2 separate regions of the Homo sapiens genome follow, and region 1 is linked to region 2. The links are chromatin contacts, found by Hi-C or POLR2A ChIA-PET in ENCODE. All regions are on one chromosome and are shown on one strand. Each heading gives the region's core, a stretch centred on a gene start or an enhancer-like site at or near the end of the contact. The rest is flanking DNA. Distances are from core to core; before and after follow the strand shown.

What was found. A loop is a pair of places that touch in the nucleus more often than their neighbours do. ChIA-PET counts read pairs that join two places held with the same protein, here RNA polymerase II (POLR2A). Pooled maps may share reads with other maps.
Region 1: a loop to region 2 is called in a map of endothelial cell of hepatic sinusoid, with 4 times the contacts of the local background. The contact joins two enhancer-like sites. A Hi-C loop is called at or near these places in 2 of 168 maps with a recorded cell type or tissue (endothelial cell of hepatic sinusoid and naive thymus-derived CD4-positive, alpha-beta T cell), 3 of 37 single-sample maps with no recorded cell type and 14 of 50 pooled maps. POLR2A ChIA-PET finds 5 or more read pairs at or near these places in 7 of 52 experiments (OCI-LY7, WTC11, activated B cell and 3 more).

What each region holds. Positions count from the first base shown.
Region 1 is chr10:62,080,627-62,085,917 of GRCh38, forward strand. ARID5B (AT-rich interaction domain 5B) reads left to right here. Exons shown (of 10, transcript NM_032199.3): 9 at 5,076-5,274. Among named protein-coding and RNA genes, the nearest start is that of LINC02621, 180 kb to the right of the region's middle. RefSeq lists a silencer at 2,073-2,132. Within about 2 kb of position 3,470, at least 27 of the 41 ENCODE cell types and tissues checked have a DNase peak (open chromatin) inside an H3K27ac peak, as active enhancers do; they include OCI-LY7, where a contact is called at or near this core.
Region 2 is chr10:62,006,812-62,011,899 of GRCh38, forward strand. All of the region lies in intron 4 of ARID5B (AT-rich interaction domain 5B), which reads left to right. Among named protein-coding and RNA genes, the nearest start is that of ARID5B, 110 kb to the left of the region's middle. Within about 2 kb of position 2,325, at least 2 of the 41 ENCODE cell types and tissues checked have a DNase peak (open chromatin) inside an H3K27ac peak, as active enhancers do; they include OCI-LY7, where a contact is called at or near this core.

The DNA of each region.
Region 1 (5,291 bases), core at 2,220-4,719, 75 kb after region 2:
GTAAAGTTATATTTTAATTTCTGGCTGCAAAGGGAAATGTCTGGCCAAGCTGTAGAAATTTATCAAGGCTGGAATCAACTCAGAGGTGTAATGACTCCATTTGGGGTGAGATCAGGTCTGAAGTCCCAGTTGAACCAATATGTCATTTCGTTGTTACTACAAAAAAAAAGCCTAATAGTATTAGAATAGTAGTGCCTTTTTTTTTTCTTTTTTTGAGACAGAGTCTCACTCTGTCACCCAGGCTGGAGTGCAGTGGCATGATCTCGGCTCACTTCAGCTTCTGCCACTGGGGTTCAAGCAATTCTCCTGCCTCAGTTTCCCAAGTGGCTGGGATTACAGGCACGTACCACCATGCCTGGCTAATTATTGTATTTTTAGTAGAGATGGGCTGGTCTCGAACTCCTGACCCCAAGTGATCCGACTGCCTCCGCCTGCCAAAGTGCTGGGATTACAGGCGTGAGCTACCACACTTGGCCAGTAGTGGCATCTTTGACCTGACATGCACCAATGTTATTTCCCTCTGCCCCTAGAAAATATTCTGCTCCAAGGACACCAGCAAACCTTTAGGTCTGGAATTTCTCACTGATTTGATACCATAAAGTGCCTATGCAGTAACTGGGGTGACTTTGGGATTCAAATACAACCCTAAAAGTTCACCACTTCTTGCCCCCACTCTCTGGATTCAATCAGTTCCAGACATTATTGTAATACCATTTTTCAAGCTCTGTAAATAGATGGATTCTCGTTTTTCCTATTAAGCACTGTTTGCTAAATATTTTGGCCCAAAAGTTCAGTCATTCCATGCAAGCATTAATCAATACAGGAGACATTAGTGGTTACTGGTTCAGATGAGATTTGACATTATTTTTCCTCTGCTTCTGAGGAAGGGAGGGGAATGTTGTGTAATAAAGATGAAGGGTCTTTTCTTCTTTTGTACAAAATGCAAATGATGAGGACATGTGTGATACACACTTCTCTAATGCAAGGCTGCTGGTTTTTGTTGAGAAAGAGAGGCAAGGCCCTGGAGGATTTTAGACTTTGTAAATATAAAATTATCTGCCTTAGTGTTTAAAAAAATAATAAAAGGGAGAAAGAGTTGGCAGGTTGCCAGATTACTTACATTACAGTAATAGATTTGCTGACCCCTGACTTCTGCTGTAGAGAAATGTATTGAATTTTTCATAATATCAGATGAGGCAGATCTAAAAACCTAGTGTACTAAGCACCATTATTTAACTTGAGATTTAGCAAAGCCGAAATCTTTTCAAACCAGCAATTTCATGTATGATGATAATTTAGTGGCTCAGATGCTAACAAATCAAGGTTATAATGCTATTGACTTGTTAATTTTAACTTGGGTTGATTTTAAGTCTTTTTTTTTTTAAGAAAGAAGAATGAGGAGGGGAAAAAATCTTGCTTTTCACAGTGACTGAATTTAATAAGAATCTCCGTGATAGCAAAAGGCCCCCCTACTGTTTCTGCTTTGGGGTGGAAAATGTTATTCTTGTATTATTCCTAGGGAAAAATAAAATCTCATGCTGCTACAAATCTTATGCCTATGGAAAGATGTTATTTTTTAATACATAATGGCTTACCTATTTCAGATCCATTAATCGCATCGTAAATAAGCATTTTGCTAATCTGAAATGTGAAATCTGGATAATAATAAAGGCCCATTTATCTGTCCAGCTTTCAATCCCCAGACTAGATGTAGATCAGGAAGGGGAAAATCTCTGGATTTTCTAATGAATATATTGCTTCTCTTCCCCATTACTTCCACCCACCTAAAAGCCAGCCCCCATTCTTAGAGTTGCAGTCCATTGAAAATATTTCTCCTGTGTAATGAATTCTTGGGGGCTGGAGTGCATGTTTGCTTTTATCTGTACAGTTTAGAAACTGATAAAATCTTTGCTGTGCTACAAATATTTGAGAAATAATCAACCTCAAGGCGCAGGCATGGTGCATTTTACTAAATTCTTTATATAATACAAACCTACTCAGCTTTCTACATAGGGCAATGTTGACCTAATCTAAGGCTAACCTGTTTTTAATGGTACCACATGTACGTTGAACGTTTAAATGTTCAGAAACCTATAATAGCTTTTGTCCTCTTGTACTGTAAAAACTTCTAATAATCATATGATAAGATCATATCCTGTGGGGTAATTGTGTTGTACCATGACAGGATAACTGAAAAAACATTCAGTGAAAATTGCACCAAACGGAAATCACTATATGAAGCAGCGATTGTGTGCCGTGCGAGACCGTGCCCTGTTCTTCAAAGCTTAGCTGGTCATATTTCTACTTGCTTCCTTTTAGCTTCTGCCTTGCTTGTTTTATTTTAGGAGGCTTTTTTCCCCAAGCCACTATAATTATCTTTCAATGATTTAGAAGGGGGGGAAAAAACACTCGGTTGACCTTTACACACACACACACACTCTCTCACACACTCACACACTCTCATATACTCTCTCTGGAAGCCTTGAACAAGTAGGGCTTGTGTTTGGATTCAGTTTTACCTTAGTCATGCCTCTTTCCAGATACAAGAAACATTTAATTCCAGATTTCCTGCTTCTGGCTTTAGGCCTTTGACCAGCAAAGTGAAATGTATTTTTTACTGCTGTCAGCCAGCCAGCTGCTGAGTTGAGTGAAGGGGAGAAAAAAAAAAAAAAATGAAAGAAAAAATGAAAAAAAAAAAAAAGGAACCGAAATGAGAATGGTGCCCTACTTTGTGAACTTGCAAAATTAGAAAAGGAAATTAAAGTCTCCTTAGCACCCATCTAGAGAGCCAGGTTGGCCCAGGGCTCTCAGAACCCAGAGTGAGGGGTCCTTGGGCGTCCATGGGGTGTCTCTCCCACCCAATTCTCTGCTTTCCCTCCTCCTCCTTCCCACACTCAGAGGTAATGCTGTCATTCTTCTCAGTAAAGAGGGTCCCTCGTGGTGTCACCATCTCCATCAGAAAATGAAGCTGGGGGAAGGGTGGTACCAGCAAATTGCTATCATTGGAATACCCAGACTACAGTGTTCCTTGAGTTCCCATGGCAACAAAACAAAAGTAAAACAAACCTATCTGTCCCAACAATAAAATATGTTTCCATTAAAGTCAATTTAAAATATCTTTCCAGTTTAAAATATTCAATGCATTTTGCTCCCAGACAAAAATCCACAACCTGCCAATATTGAAGAGGATAAAGTCCCTGGCAGAACCAGGCAGAAAAAAGGAATTGGGGGGAATGTTGGGGACTTTACAGATGAGACAGAATAAATTCAAGTATGAACAGGATTGCTTTTTTCTCTTTGTGCTTAGTTATGCTTTTTATTATATAAACATTAACTGTAATATTACAGTGGGAAGCAGGTATTTGGCAGCCATATATTATTTTAGTAAGTCTACATAGGGAGGGCAGTTTCCAGTTTTAGCAGCTGTAACATGTTTAAACTCAGTTTGTAATGGGATCTGAAGATAACTATTCCCCATGGGCTCTGTTGATCTTCATGGCTGGCCAACTGCCAGATGTAGGGCTCCAAAGTATTATTCACGCCTCCTTGCTCATACCTTGTCCAAGCATGCTCAGTAAATGAATTTTGTTTCTAATATGCTATAAATTGGGATCTGATTTTCCCATAGTTTTATTGGTATTTTATTAAAGAGCAAAATATTAGGATCACAAATGTCCCCACATCCGTACTGTCAAACCTGAACAATCGTGTATGGTTAAGCAGTTGAGATCCAAATAACATAGATAGAAACCAATTTTAGGATAGCAAACCAATATCCAGACCAAGGAAGTTTTTGCCTGGGAATCTTAGTTTAAAAATAATCAGGATCCCCAATATTTGAACAGACTTATGATGTTTATAAGCCAAGTACATTTTCTTCATTGAGTCAACTTGTCTTATTTAAAACAAATTATGTTTGCTGTATTAAAGTTCATATTTTTAAGGCTGAGTCTTATATTAATCCCACAGTGAGTCATTAATCATACCAAATGCATTATAAAAACTTTAATCACTGAAGTTGAAACTGAGATTGTAATGCAATCCATCCCTTTTAATTACATCAGCTATTTTTCCCTTTCAGATAAAGAGCTACGTCGCAAAGGGAAAACAGATTAAAACTAGAGCTGTTTGATGTTTCTCTTTTTAGAGCAATTTTATGCAGTTTGTTTAAAAAGTTATATAATTTAAATGCTTGAAATTTTCAGGCCTCTGGTTTTTGTGGCTTGCATAGTCTGTCTGCCTTCCTTCTCGCTGGGGCGGTCTTTTACTTAGCACACTAAAACAGAACTCCTAGTGGAGTCCCCTACCCCACTCAGAGCTGTGGGATAAGACTAAACTGTCTCTTGGCCACGCTGTGCTTGCCTCTCATTGACCTTTTTATCTTAGATGTTTCATCTCTATCTTGACATGAATGAAAATAAAATGTTTTCAGATGGGCAGCACTAGGTTCAGATCTCACCTCTAACAAATGGTATGACTCAGGCAAATTGTTTAACCTTTATAGGCCTCAATTGCCTCATATGTTAAAAAAGAGAATAATAATAATACTCCATAGGGATATTGTGGAGTTTACATAAAATAATCTTTAAATGTACCTGGCACATGCTAGTACCTACTAGAATATAAGCTTCATGAGCTCAGAGGCTTTGAATGTTTGGTTCATGGCTGTGTCTCAGTGCCTAGAACACTGCCTATAGTATGTGCTCAATAAATAGTTGTTGATGGACTGGTAAAGCAGCTAGCATTATTGTTGCAGTTTTGTTAGCACTTAGCCAGGTGCCATGGGGAGTGATGGTGATATTGTTAATGTTGGATGCTTCCATTGGTATCTTGGTCTATAGACCCACAAAACCAAAAAGAGGTCTTGCTGAGAAGTATTAAGTTACCAGGTACTGATTTTGACCAAGGAAGCAGAACACTAAAGTGTAGAGTAAGTTTATAGAAGTATAGCACTGTCACTGGAGATGAAGTCATTTAATAATTTGCTTATATTGAGAAAAGAAAGTAAACCCCCATAGCATTGATGCTACTGGAATTACTCAACTGACCGATCATCTCTTCTGTTAACCTTTTAGATTAATCCTACCATATGAAAGATTTATTAAAGGAGAAGAAGATAAGCCCCTGCCTCCAATCAAACCTCGGAAACAGGAGAACAGTTCACAGGAAAATGAGAACAAAACAAAAGTATCTGGAACCAAACGCATCAAACATGAAATACCTAAAAGCAAGAAAGAAAAAGAAAATGCCCCAAAGCCCCAGGATGCAGCAGAGGTGAGTTGCTTTGCTCC
Region 2 (5,088 bases), core at 1,075-3,574:
TTTTCTGTTTTTGGAACTTGAAAGGAGATTTAAAAATAACTCTGGACACCTTTTGTAGCTGAGTGGGCTCAATGGGTTATTAAAAACAATTTGGGCTCATGGGTACAATAAACTTTTGTTCACGCCGTAAGAAATGATTTGTGTCTATATTGACTAATATTTCACCTAGCATTTCATCTAGAAAAGCGAGAAAGTTATATCCCATTACATTAGCAACATCAACATATTTCTCTCTAGGGTGAAACTGACATTTTTATCAATTAAAAAACATACATGCTGCAGGAAAGAACCAGGTCATTGAAAAATCACAAGCAAAAGTGCTGGTCTGGGGTAGTGGTGGTGGAGAGAGATTCAGAATAAGTCTATGTTCGCTTGACTTAAGCAGCCTCCTTGATAAATGAAGATTCTCTGTAATCCCCTTTATTATGTCCTGCCAGGGAACTAGATGGATATAAGTTCCTTGAACTGTAGGTGAGGCTGTGTGGAGATGCTTAGAGCCTATTACAGTGCCTGACACATGATAGGCTCTCATTCATTCATTCATTCATTCATTCATTTAACCAGGGTTTATTCCACAGCTATTATATGTGAGGTGCTGTTCTGGTCTATGAGGACAACAGTTGTGAACGAGACAGAAAATTTCCCACTTTTATAGTATGTGGAAAGGGGAGTGACAAAATGTGAGATAACTGTGGACCTGACCTCACAGGTATTGACCTCACAGGACTATTGTGAAGATTAAATGAGCTAATGAGTAAAAGCACTTAGATGGTCCATGTAAGTGCTGTTTAAGTACTCATTGTTAACCTACCCTTCTTGTGCCTCTTGCAGCACCCAACACAACCTTAACCACATACTGGTTCTGTAGTGGTTCCTCAGAAAACACCCACAAAATTATTTCATATTGATACAGACTGCTGGGGAAAATGAAGTATGTCATTTGCTATTAAAAATCATTCCACATCGCTTATTCCAGAAATACTTGTTTGTTTGTCCCTCTGCATGGAATGTATATCCCCAGATATCACAGATCTGGCTCTTTCCCAGATCATTTGGGCCTTGGCTCAAATATCTCCTCCCCAGGGAAGTCTTCTCTGACCATCCCTCTTCCACAAGCCCAGCTCTATCCCATCACCCAGTGTGTCATTATCTTTCTGTAACTCATCATTATCTGAAATTAACTCCTATATTTGTTTCTTTACATGTTTACAGTCTGTCCCGCCCCCTCCACCCACCTCCCCCGCCCCACAACACACACACACACACACACACACACACACACACACACTGCCACATAAGCTCTTTGTAAATGTATATAGGGATTTTCTGTCTTATTCACAGCCATGTGTGCAGGCAACAGAGCAGTACCCAGCACATAGTAGCTGTAGTAAATATTGGTTACATGAATGGATGGATACGTTTATAGCGTATGTCAGTATCATTGCTATCCCCTGTTTCACAGATAAGGACACTGAAGCACAGCAACATTTCATGGCCAGCAATTGGCAAAATCAGCATACGTGCTCAGTGTCCGTGCTCTTTGCACCTTTACATTAGGCTGCCTCTCAGCCCAGACCCTGCTCAGAAAGAGCTCTCAGACTTCCTGAGATCAGGCTGATGGAAAACAGATAACTGATCGCTAGCTTTCTAGATGATGAATGTACAGTAGATTTTGTAGGATTTAAATAGAGAGATTGGCGTGTTGGGAAGTGGTTAGGAAAGGAATAATCACAAGCATTCAAAATCTGAAACCCACTGGACTGGAATCAAGAAACCCTGGTGCCAGCCACCAATACCCTTCATCTCTGTTATGCCAGCCTCCTTGCCTCAGCCCTTGCTGTCCTTTGGTCTGTTTTTAACACCCCAGCCAGAGCGGCCATTTCTCTGCTCAGACCTCCGGTGGCTTCCCATCTCATCACAGAAACAGAAATGAGGATAGGGCTCTTTAAGAGTGCAAACTATTTAGAAGTTGAAGGGGGCAGATAGTGAACTGCTCTGTGTTCTCATGGACTCTGTGAGACATGGGGTTTCCATGCTGACAGGACTTTCATTATACACCTCTCCGTGATTTTCTGCTTAGAATGCATTGGCTTTCCCAACTTGGCATTATTCTTTAATGAAAAAATTATAGGTCTAATTTCAAAAAAATGAAATGTATGCAAGCTTTCCTGCTTCTGTCACTTTTTTATTTCTGTAGCACATAAATCATTTCCCTTTTTAAAATTAAATTTCGCTTGCCATGATTTGGTAATGGGTTTTCAAAGGAGGCAGAGTAGCCAAGCTCTTGGCACAAGAGCCAGCTGTACTGCCTGCTCAGGAAATCTTCTCATTGCTGGCTGGCGTGGGCCTTGATTCCATCATCTGGGCTTTATGTTCCCTTAGGAAGTTGCCTAGAAATTCTGTGTCTTAAAAGCTCTCCTTAGAGTGGCTGTTTTGGCTCTCCAGGTGCCATCTTGGAGGACTAAGGAACACACTGTGTTCAGCAGAAGAAGATTGGTGCATTCTAATGCTCCTTGAGTGCTTATACATTCATTCCTTGGGCACCAACTATGTTTAAGGCAGAACTCCAGGCATTGTTAGGATGCTAGTGTCTGCTCTCTAGACAACTGAAAAATCAAGTTGTCTGAGATAGGACATGGAGCAAGAGGCCATTACAAATGTTCTTTGTAATCCTCTTAAAAATCTTGCATTTTACCCATGAGCGACCTCAGAGAGGTTAAACAGCTTCTGAAGGGTCACAGACCTGGCATGTTGCTGAAGTAGGGGTTAGCAAAGCAAAACCCCACACACCCCCAGGTCTACTGACCCCAAGGGGCATGCTTTTCTGCTACAAATGCAAGAAGCCTAGAGCTAAGAGTCAGGAGTTATTTTGAAGTTTAAAGGAGAGGATATCTGCCAAAGCTTTGTCCATGGGAAAGTTTGCCATATAACAGACACTACGAGGCAGTTGGCTAAGGGCAAAGTGAGGAGGTCAAACCGTAGGTGCCACCGGAGTTAAAAGATCCATAAAAGAGAGCCCTAATGTCAGAGGAAGCCTCTTAGAGGAAATGGATCTTCAACTGGACCTTGAAGGACACAAAAAGGAGGAAGTTATTTCAGGTGAGGAGGTGGAAAATACTCTGGACTTTGAAGCTCAAAGAGATTGTTTCCTCTGCCATTTTTAGCTTTCTGCACAGACAAAAAGCAGCCTCCACAAGCAAAAACTCTTTTTCTTTTCCTAGAAGATGTTATATTCCCCCGAGGGAGTGAGTACTTGTGAGTCCTCTCACAGACCCCCATCATGGTTAGAACCCAGGGGAAGTTTCTTGGAAGAAAAATCAACTTGTTTCTTATTAAATTGGATCCTTCCCTTGGGCCTATGAGAAAGAAAAGGAGAGAGGCACCAATTTTGCAGCAGTGGTAAAGGAGTGAGGTGCCTGCTTGGTTTCCTGGCTGCTTAATGGGCTGCTTCTAGGCTAAAAGAGTCACTTCAGAATAATCATCTTTAACATTTTGCTTCTTGTCCCTTATGTGTTACTCAGTACTTTTTCAAAGATGTTTTTCCCCCTCTGCCTGTTATTAAAGTTAATGGCTTCAGTTGCATTTCTCTTCGCTAGACTCTAAGCTCCTTGAGGGGGTAAGAATCAACATGTTTGTTGAAATGATACGAAAACTCTGCTAGATCCGAGAGGGCTTCAAATCTCCATCATCTTATCTCTTTTCCTGGATAAGTATTTCGTGACCTCAGTCTTTCAGCTTTAGCTCATTGCCAGTTGATTTCATTCTCAAGGCAGAGTGCCAAACTCAAAAGAACTGGGTTTTTTCTCAATATTTATTTATCTTTTCAAACCAAAGAGACATTGTTCGTAATCTGGTCAGTGTCTTTAGCTAAAGATTGTTCATTTGTTAGGATGCTTAAAAGACCTTTGTAGTTCTGCACAACCTAGAAGGATGTCTTCCTTAGAAAATCAAGGAGCGTACTTAAGTCAGGACAAATGGTAGCCTGTATCCAGAGGTCACTAACAACCTTTCCAACTTGTAACACAGATACCAGAATTCGCCGTGGCCAATCAAGAAACAGTGGCTGGTTGCTTGACAGCATACAGGGCGTTGTCAGGTTTCTAATTAAATGTGGCTCTATGGGTCAGGAATATAATATAGATCACAGTTTGGGCTGGAATCATATCGGAAAGTGTTAAGTAAAAAAGGCTCAGCCAGTATAACATTCTCATATGGAAAACTCCTTGGTAGATGGTACTGATACCCCAAGGATCCTTTATGGATCACTGGCTTACTGCATATGATTGACAGTTGAGGCCTTCTCTTGGGAGAGTTGCATGGAAGATCCTAGAAAGGCAAGTTCATAACACACAGGATTCAGCAGGGCACTTTCCTCGTCCGGTCCCAGGCATGAATATTATATCTTTGAAGTAGGAGATCAAATCTTTTAACAAGGGTATTACACACAACACCAGAAACATGACTTTATCAAGGAGCTGAGTCCCGCTTCATTTCCAGGACATACCCCTTCAGAAAGACAATGGATGTTGGTACTAATTAGTTCTTTTGAGATTTGTCTTTTCTGCAGCACAGTTGCAAGTACCATGCTCTAGAGAATGCATTTTATCCCATAGCTGTTGAAAGAGAGGAAATTGAAATGTGTCAGGACTAGAACAAACCCAGGGACTGTTATGGAGGCCCCAGGAAGTTGCCTTGCAGACCCTTGGTGCCAGTGTCACCTATAGGAGCTGAGGAGGTGGCCTCAGAGACATGGAGAGTTTGGCCCCGCCACTCCCAACCCTGGTAACTGCTCATCCCACCCTCAGTCTTGCCATAAGAGGAATGTCTTGCACATGCAAGAAGATGCCTCATACTTTTCAGAGCACCTCCACCTCTTCTGGCCTCTGCACAACTCTGTAGAACTGGGAGAACAAGTGTCCTTGACCCCACCAGGAAGTTGAAGAAACTGGTCAGGTGAGTCTGTGGCTACACGTTAGCAGAGTAGTGAATGAAGCTAAGGGGAAACCACAGTGAGACTCGGGCACCAGCTACTCGGCCTTTGCTCTTAATGCCATCCCCCAAAATGTGGCCCAGTGCTGAAGGGCACGG